3 separate regions of the Homo sapiens genome follow, and all the other regions are linked to region 3. Evidence: chromatin loops called from intact Hi-C (ENCODE). Cell type or tissue: heart left ventricle. All regions are shown on one strand.

The links. Hi-C counts contacts between places; a loop is a spot of excess contacts. Peaks named below come from ENCODE experiments on the same cell type or tissue, not always from the same donor. Only the 100,000 strongest peaks of a DNase experiment are listed, where the experiment ranks them.
Region 1: it touches region 3 in a loop (13-fold over the local background); 68 of 110 quality-filtered maps call a loop at or near these places.
Region 2: a loop joins it to region 3, with 7 times the contacts of the local background. A loop is called at or near these places in 70 of 110 quality-filtered maps.

What each region holds. Positions count from the first base shown.
Region 1 is chr3:124,015,424-124,017,923 of GRCh38, forward strand. No RefSeq gene overlaps it. Among named protein-coding and RNA genes, the nearest start is that of KALRN, 17 kb to the right of the region's middle. In heart left ventricle, a CTCF peak has its summit at 1,298 (motif pointing right); no DNase peak of the experiment used is centred here.
Region 2 is chr3:124,020,011-124,022,510 of GRCh38, forward strand. No RefSeq gene overlaps it. Among named protein-coding and RNA genes, the nearest start is that of KALRN, 12 kb to the right of the region's middle. In heart left ventricle, no CTCF peak of the experiment used is centred here; no DNase peak of the experiment used is centred here.
Region 3 is chr3:124,280,939-124,283,438 of GRCh38, forward strand. The region is part of intron 5 of KALRN (kalirin RhoGEF kinase); the gene reads left to right. Among named protein-coding and RNA genes, the nearest start is that of MIR6083, 92 kb to the right of the region's middle. In heart left ventricle, a CTCF peak has its summit at 993 (motif pointing left); no DNase peak of the experiment used is centred here; H3K27ac peaks cover 1,376 bases.

The DNA.
Region 1 (2,500 bases), 270 kb before region 3:
GTAAAACAGAGATAATAATAATATTTCTCACAGGGCCACTGTGAGGATAAAATTAGATAATGTACCCAAATCTCTTCACACAGAAAAGCCTTCCCCTGGTGGATCTCTCATGTACCCCCTGGATTTTCTAGGAGAGTGTGGCTTCTCCAATACCTTCTCGAACAGCTATTGAGAATCACTGCTTGTAATGAGAAATATTACGAATGTGGAGCCAGAAAAAGTCTGACAGCCTTTGCAGCAGGGGGATGAGGAGGAGGTGGTTGTGTGTGTCCTCAGCTCAGTGGTAGGTGCTGGGCATGTGGTAGGAATGAAAAAGAAAAGGTAGCTATTATTAGTAGAATAGTATCTATAACTTTTATTTTTTGGCACAAATTAACAATTTAACAAAAACCAGACATTATTTTTGTTGGTGCTTTACCGGAAACATTGCTGTTTTCTAATGACTTCTGGTAGTAGTTTGTCATTATTTTTTATTTTAGGTTTTATTTTGTGTAAAAGGACTAAGTGAGATGGGTGTTTGCAATTTTTTTCTTTCCAACTGACTAGCTAGTCAATGCTCCTTTGGACCCCAGCCCACCGCCCTGAAAAAAAGGAAAAAGAACAAATTGAGAACTTATGAAACCACAACCCAGAAACCTGAATGTTTTTCATTTTAACTTTTCTTGGAAAAATTTGATGAAAAGCCTGTGCTGTGGTTTTAAACGGCATTGGGATGCCCGTCTCCTGTCCTTACCCCTAAGCTTCTGAACGTGATTTATATTTCCCTATTTTAAGCTAGTGCAGATTTATGAGACTTTAAACACCATGGTTGGAGTTACTGGAGGTTTAAAGAGATTAAGCAGGTCCAGTAGCACCTGGAGGTGTATAAGTTGTTTAAAAGATTTATCGGCATTCCCATGTTAAAATTCACTTCTCAAGGATTCTCATATCCTGGATCTGAATCTATTTTGGGCAGAGGAGTAAATTTTTAGGATGTTTCATAAATGGAGGAAAAAACCCATCCCTCTATCGCTTCTTGCTTTGTTTTTTGGGCTGTGCCTCTGCCCCCTCACCTCTCTATCTTGCATGTCTAGCTAGTTCTGTCTCTGGGGTTTCCCTTCTCTCTGTTCCTGTCCTCTCTCAAGCGGTTGATCTCTTAGTGTTTCTCTGTGTTCACAAACTCAGCCTTTGACCCAGGAACCTAACAACAGCCAGAGGGAGCCTGAAGCTTTCTTGCCTGCCCTTGGCTCCTTGTGGTCCAGGGAGGGCTGCGGTGGTGGGAATGCCTGACACAGGGTAAAAAATCTCTGTGTTTACACCAGGGGGAGCAATGACTCCGTGGCTGAGAGGGGCTGGCTAGAGTCTGGAGTTTCCAAATGTCCATTCAAAGCAAGACACAATTCCTAGGTAGTTAAATTTAGGAGACTCTGTATTGAATGACCTTGAAAATAGGTTCAGGGCACAACATGGGCACACCGCTTTGTCATATTCTACAAATACTGGGGAGAGCCAACATTCTTCTCATTGCCAATAATTATGCTCATCAGCCTCCACGTCTTGCCTCTCACGTTTCTTCCATGTCCCAGCTCTGCCCACCCTGTCAAATCAGTGTGGATGTAGGGAACATGAACACATTTTAATATCAGCCTAAACCAGACATCACTGGGAAGGAAATTGGAGAAACCATTCCAAAGTCAAGTAAAAATAGCTTGTGAATATGTACTCCATGGTTCCATTTATGTGAAACCCTACAAAAGACAAATCTAATCTACAGTGACAGAAAGCAGACTGGTGGTTGCTTGGGACTAAGGTGGGGGCAGATTGGCTGAGATGGCACAAGAAAACTTTTTGTGATGTTGAAAGTATGCTATGCCTTGATTGTAGTGATGGTCGGACAGTTATATAAAGTTGTAAACACTCACTAAAATGTACAATGAAAATGAGTGTGAACTATACCTTGGTTTTTAAATGTCTCTGTTGTACATTCACACCAGCCTTTACCTCCATTAGCATAGACAATAGGAAGCTGTGTGTGAATCTTAGAATGCTCCCCAATCCAGGAGTGGTTGTTCAACCAGCCTATGCTGTGTGTCTATAGAGGGCACGGATAATCCAAAGCAGCAGATGAAACACCTAATTAGTTCTAATTGACTCTGGACTTTTTCTGTGCATTTGCCTTCCCTGAGTACAACCTGACTGACAGGAGCGGGGAGAGTAGGCAGCCAAGAAATGTGGCAGGGGAGGCCAGATTAAACAATTACAAGGGAGGGACAACAAAAGGGTGACTGACCACGCAGATGATAAAGAATTGTTGACTTTGTAATGTGAACTCATATTGTGCAAAGCAATTGGTGAGGTGGAGCAGATGTGCATTAGAAACGAAACCAACCACCCGGAATGGTCATGGTCTCTGGATAACAGGGGAGCTTCATCGACTCCATCTTTTCCACATCTCTAATTAAAATTTTGATATTACTTAAGTCAGGCACACTGCTCTATTCATTCCGACATCTGAATATCC
Region 2 (2,500 bases), 260 kb before region 3:
GTTTGAAGTTGAGTTTGATGAAACCAGCATACTAGTTTGATGATATATAGACCAGTTTTGGACTTCTATACATTCTCATTTCTGTCCCTTCTTTTGACCTTACTGTGTATGTCTGGGCAATTAGTCAGCAGCAGGGCCACACAGTTTCGAACTGTCAAAACATGGTCAAACATGACTAGGATTTCTAAAGTTTATTTTCCTAATTATTTACTTTCCCATCCCACCTACATAGAAGCCAGGTGTTTTAATATGATCCATAGCATACACTTGGGAAAGAAGGAACATTTGTGCAGTCTAAGAAATTCAACAATCCTTTACTGAGTGACTGCTCTGGGCACTGTGCTGGGGGCTGCAGGGCATTCAAAATGAGTGAAAAAGGATCCTTGCCCTTAGTAGCTCTCAGTCTAGGGATAGGATGTATGAATAAACAGACATGAATATTTATGATATGAAGCATATTGGTATACTATTTTAATGATTTTAGTTGTGCCCTGTATGACTACAAGAGAGAGGGAGGTTGATTTTGAGGCATTGTGGAATGTCCACCTGAAAGAGGTAGGATTTAAGGTGGGCTTTGAAGAAAGTACAGGACTTCAAAAGTTGGCTATTGGGTGGGGAGAATTTCTTTCCAGGTAGAAGGGAAAGTAAGGGCATGGGAATTAGTTGCATTAGGCCACTCACTACATAAACCTGACTAAAGGGACTTAACTAAACAGAGACGTATACAAGAAGCCCAAGGCTAATGCAGAACTTCAATGAGCCATCAATGCCCTAGGCTTCTTTTCTCTTTCTGCTCCACCATCCTTAGCTTGTGGCTTTGTTGATCTGTGTTCCCAAGATGGTTGCTCCACCTCAAGCCTTATGTTGTGCACAAGGCAGGAAAAAGGAGAAAGAAAAAGGGATAGGAAAGAAAGTGAAGAAGGAAAGAAAGGAAGGAAGGGTGGGGAGAAGGTGGAGCCTGTTATGAGAAGGGCAAAAATTTTCCCCAAATCCCTAGCAGACGTTTTCTTCATTTGTATTTCATGATAAGAAACAGGTTACATGGCCACCCCTAGCTGCAAAGGAGTCTGGGCAGGTGAACATCGTAGCTGGACATATTGCCCTCCTGAATATTATTATAGTTCTGTTAGTAACAAGGCGGGGCAGAATGGATTTAGGGTAGGTACCTAGCAGGGTCTGTGCCTTTGAGCAGAAGCCTAGAGATGAGGACAGGGCAAGGATTGCTGGATAAATGAGAGAATTAAGAGCAGAATCTTGTGCCTGGAATGAAGCAGGTGTGTGTGTGTGTGTGTGTGTGTGTGTGTGTGTGTGTGTGTGTGTGTGTGTTGAGGAGGGGGCAGGACAAGATGGGATAGGATGGGATAGCTTTACAGGTGTGGGTAGAAGTCATCTGAAGAAAATAGTGGGAAAACAGGTGCCAAATGCTGGAGATATGTGGCTTTAACCTGTCTCTTTAATTTCTCTGCAAAAGCTCCAGATCAGCCTGTTTCATGCTTCATGGGATAGTGTTCATCCTTTACTCCCATCTGCTTCCCTCCTCAGTCTCATGTTATCAAGAACCTTGGATAGGCTGGGTGTGGTGGCTCATGCCTGTATCCCAGCACTTTGGGAGGTTAAGGCAGGAGGATCGCTTGAGCCCAGGGGTTTGAGATCAGCCTAGGCAACATAGGGAGACCCTGTTTCTACAGGGGCCGGTGGGGGGAAAGAACTTTGGATAGTTGTATTAAAAATGCCACTTTCAAACCTGTACCTTTATGTCAGTATCAGAACATGACAGAAACACAGCTTTTTCTTTCTCTCAAATTTACCTCTTATCTATATTTCAATTTTGCATTATTATTTATATATTATACTGATTGACTCTTTTATTTTCCTTGGGTACTATATAATATCAACCTTTCAGCATGAAACAATTGTGATTTTAGCTTTATTAACTAATAATCAGGAGAAAAAATATACAGAAACATAATGCTAATCAGAAGTATACATATATATTTTTCTATATATTTCTGATTAGTATTTATGAATCTAAAATCATATTTTACACACAGACATACTCCCTCCTCCCCTAAATATATTTTCCATCTATAGCAGTATTTTTTTTTTCTGGATAGACATTGAGACCTTATTTTATTGTCAATATAGTAGTTTTTTTTTTTTATTATACTTTAAGTTCTGGGATACACGTGCAGAACGTGCAGGTTTGTTACATAGGTATACACGTGCCATGGTGGCTTGTTGCACCCATCAACCCGTCATCTAATGCTATCCCTCCCCTCGCCCCCCCAACCCCTGACAGGCCCTGGTGTGTGATGTTCCCCTCCCTGTGTCCATGTGTTCTCATTGTTCAACTCCCACTTATGAGTGAGAACATGTGGTGTTTGGTTTTCTGTTCCTGTGTCAGTTTACTGAAAATGATAGTTTCCAGCCTCATCCATGTCCAAGCAAAGGACAGGAACTTATCTTTTTTATGGCTGCATAGTATTCCATGGTGTATATG
Region 3 (2,500 bases):
AAGCCTCATACTCTTATCTTGTAAAGAGTCGGAAACCTGTGGTAAAACAACATGGCACATGTATACCTATGTATCAAACCTGCACATTGTGCACATGTACCCTAGAACTTAAAGTATAATAAAAAAAAGAAAAAAAACACGCAAAGGAATATTAATCTCTTGGAGGAAATCTGCCTCTAGCTGGAATCCCAGAAGGGTTCTTCCCCCAGTCCCCCATCCCATGGCCCCTTTGAAATCCCACTCTTGGTTTGTTCACCTCTAGTCTCTCCTTAGTAAGCTTTCTCTAGCATAAGAATGTCCTGCTATAGGAACAACTGCTGATGTGGTGAGAAGATATACTCTGTAACATATGCGTTCTGGTGGAGAGATAAAAGAGGGTTTGGTTTCCTCCATCCTCTTTAGAGATTGGGTTGACCAGCTTGTCCCAGATTTCCCTGGGGAGGTGACCTTGTCATGAGGTGGCAAGAGGGGGTACAAACATGAGGGCCCTAGAATGGAGAGTGAGACTGGACTTGGGCATTCAGCTCCCATCCCTCAGGGCATTCTCTTCTGTGCTTTGCACATTCCCACCTTTTCATGCCTTTGTTCATGCCAACACTCCTCCCATTTGGAATGCCTGCTCCACTATATGTGCCTATTAAAACCCTCCCCCAGCTGAAGGTCCAGCTCAGATGCTACTCTCTCTGTTCTGCCCTGTTGGAGGTGCTCTTTCTCCCTCTGAGCATTTCCTGCAGCCCTTATCCATCCCCCTCAAATTGTCCCTGTTCCATGCCATCTAGCATTATAGCTAGGTGCTCAAAGATCTCATTCCCCCAATTATATTGAAAATTTCTGGAGGTTAGGACCAGTGTCTTCAATTACTCTGTGTTGACCAGAGATACTTAGTGCCAAATAAATAGTTGACCGTGACACAGTCTGTACTCACTGGGCTGCTTGAGAATAGAACAAAACCTGTGAACACTGAGCTGACACAAGAGCACCACCTACTGCTGAATGGTTTCTAGGAACGCTACCTTAATGCACTCACTGTTGAAAACTGGGGTGTTAGCAAGTTTCACCTTGCAATGGAAAGAGTGATTTGGAGGCAAGAAACTGGTTCTGGTCCTTTTATACTAATCCAAGTGGGAACAGATGAGGTGGTAGTGAAAGTAGAAAGGGAAGGGACAAACCCTCGAGACACTCAAGGGAAGAAAATGAGACCAGTGACTGGCTGGATGTCAGGGGGCAAAGGCAGCACCAAGGCCTTCGTGTTAGGAGGATTGGCAGTGGGACACGAGTGGGAACAATTCCCGAAGACATTTTGGAAGAAGGATGGATAATTAAATGAAATTTTAATTTTAATTTGTTTTAAGGCACAGAAAAGTGAAAGAAGTGATTATGAAGGTTACTAAAAACATTATCATGTGTTAGCTGGTTGTTGCATTTCTGCCCTACATTTTTCTTTTTTTTTTTTTTTTGAGATGGAGTTTTGCTCTTGTTATCCAGGCTGAGTGCAATGGCACAATCTTGGCTCACCACAACCTCTGCCTCCTGGGTTCAAGTGATTCTCCTGCCTCAGCCTCCTGAGTAACTGGGATTACAGGCATGTGCCACCACACCTGGCTAATTTTGTATTTTTAGTAGAGATGGGGTTTCTCCATGTTGGTCAGGCTGGTCTTGAACTACCAACCTCAGGTGATCCACCCACCTTGGCCTCCCAAAGTGCTGGGATTACAGGCATGAGCCACCACGCCTGGCCTCTAACCTACTTTTAGGGACAATGGATGCTATCTAAACACAGGCATTTACCTTGGTCCTCTGGCAGCCTTGAGGAGTGATGGGGCTCTTCATTCAGTAAGTTCTTCCTAAGCCCTGCAGAGTATATCCTGTAGGGTCTGGAAGCTGGAAACACTGCCAAGCTTCTCCTTGTGGATGTGCCCAGCCTGGCTCCCTGCATGGCCCCTTACCTGTCTGAGCCCCATTGCAGAGGCTGCTGCTGGAAGAGGGGAGAAGGGGCAAAATGGGGTGCCTAGTCCTCCTCCTAAGCTCAAGGTCAGGCCCACCTAGCACATACCAGCATAGCTAGGTGGTGGTCTTCTCCCCAAGAGAAGGGCTCCCACAGGGAAGCCTGCCTCCTCCCAGAGAGGGGCTCCCAAAGAAAGAGCTGCCTCATCCTTAGCCTCATGTGGAGCTTTGTTCCCAGATGTGCAAGTGATTGGCACAGCCGATTTTAGGATGTGTGGGAGGACTAGATGAGAACATCCAACAGACACTCCATTTTTGCAGTAACAATAATAGTTACCATTTATTGAGTGTATCCCTTATGCCAGGAACAACCATTAGCTCATCTAAATTAACTTGCCAAGGGCCAGATCTCAGTTTATGTCTAAATTTAGCTCCGGGATAAAGTTGGGCATTATTTTCTCAGCCTGGATTAAATAGGATTTGACCTCTTCAAGTCTACATTTTGGGAAGTGAGTGAAGTACATTCCCTCACTGTGTTCCTGAAAATATTTTATCA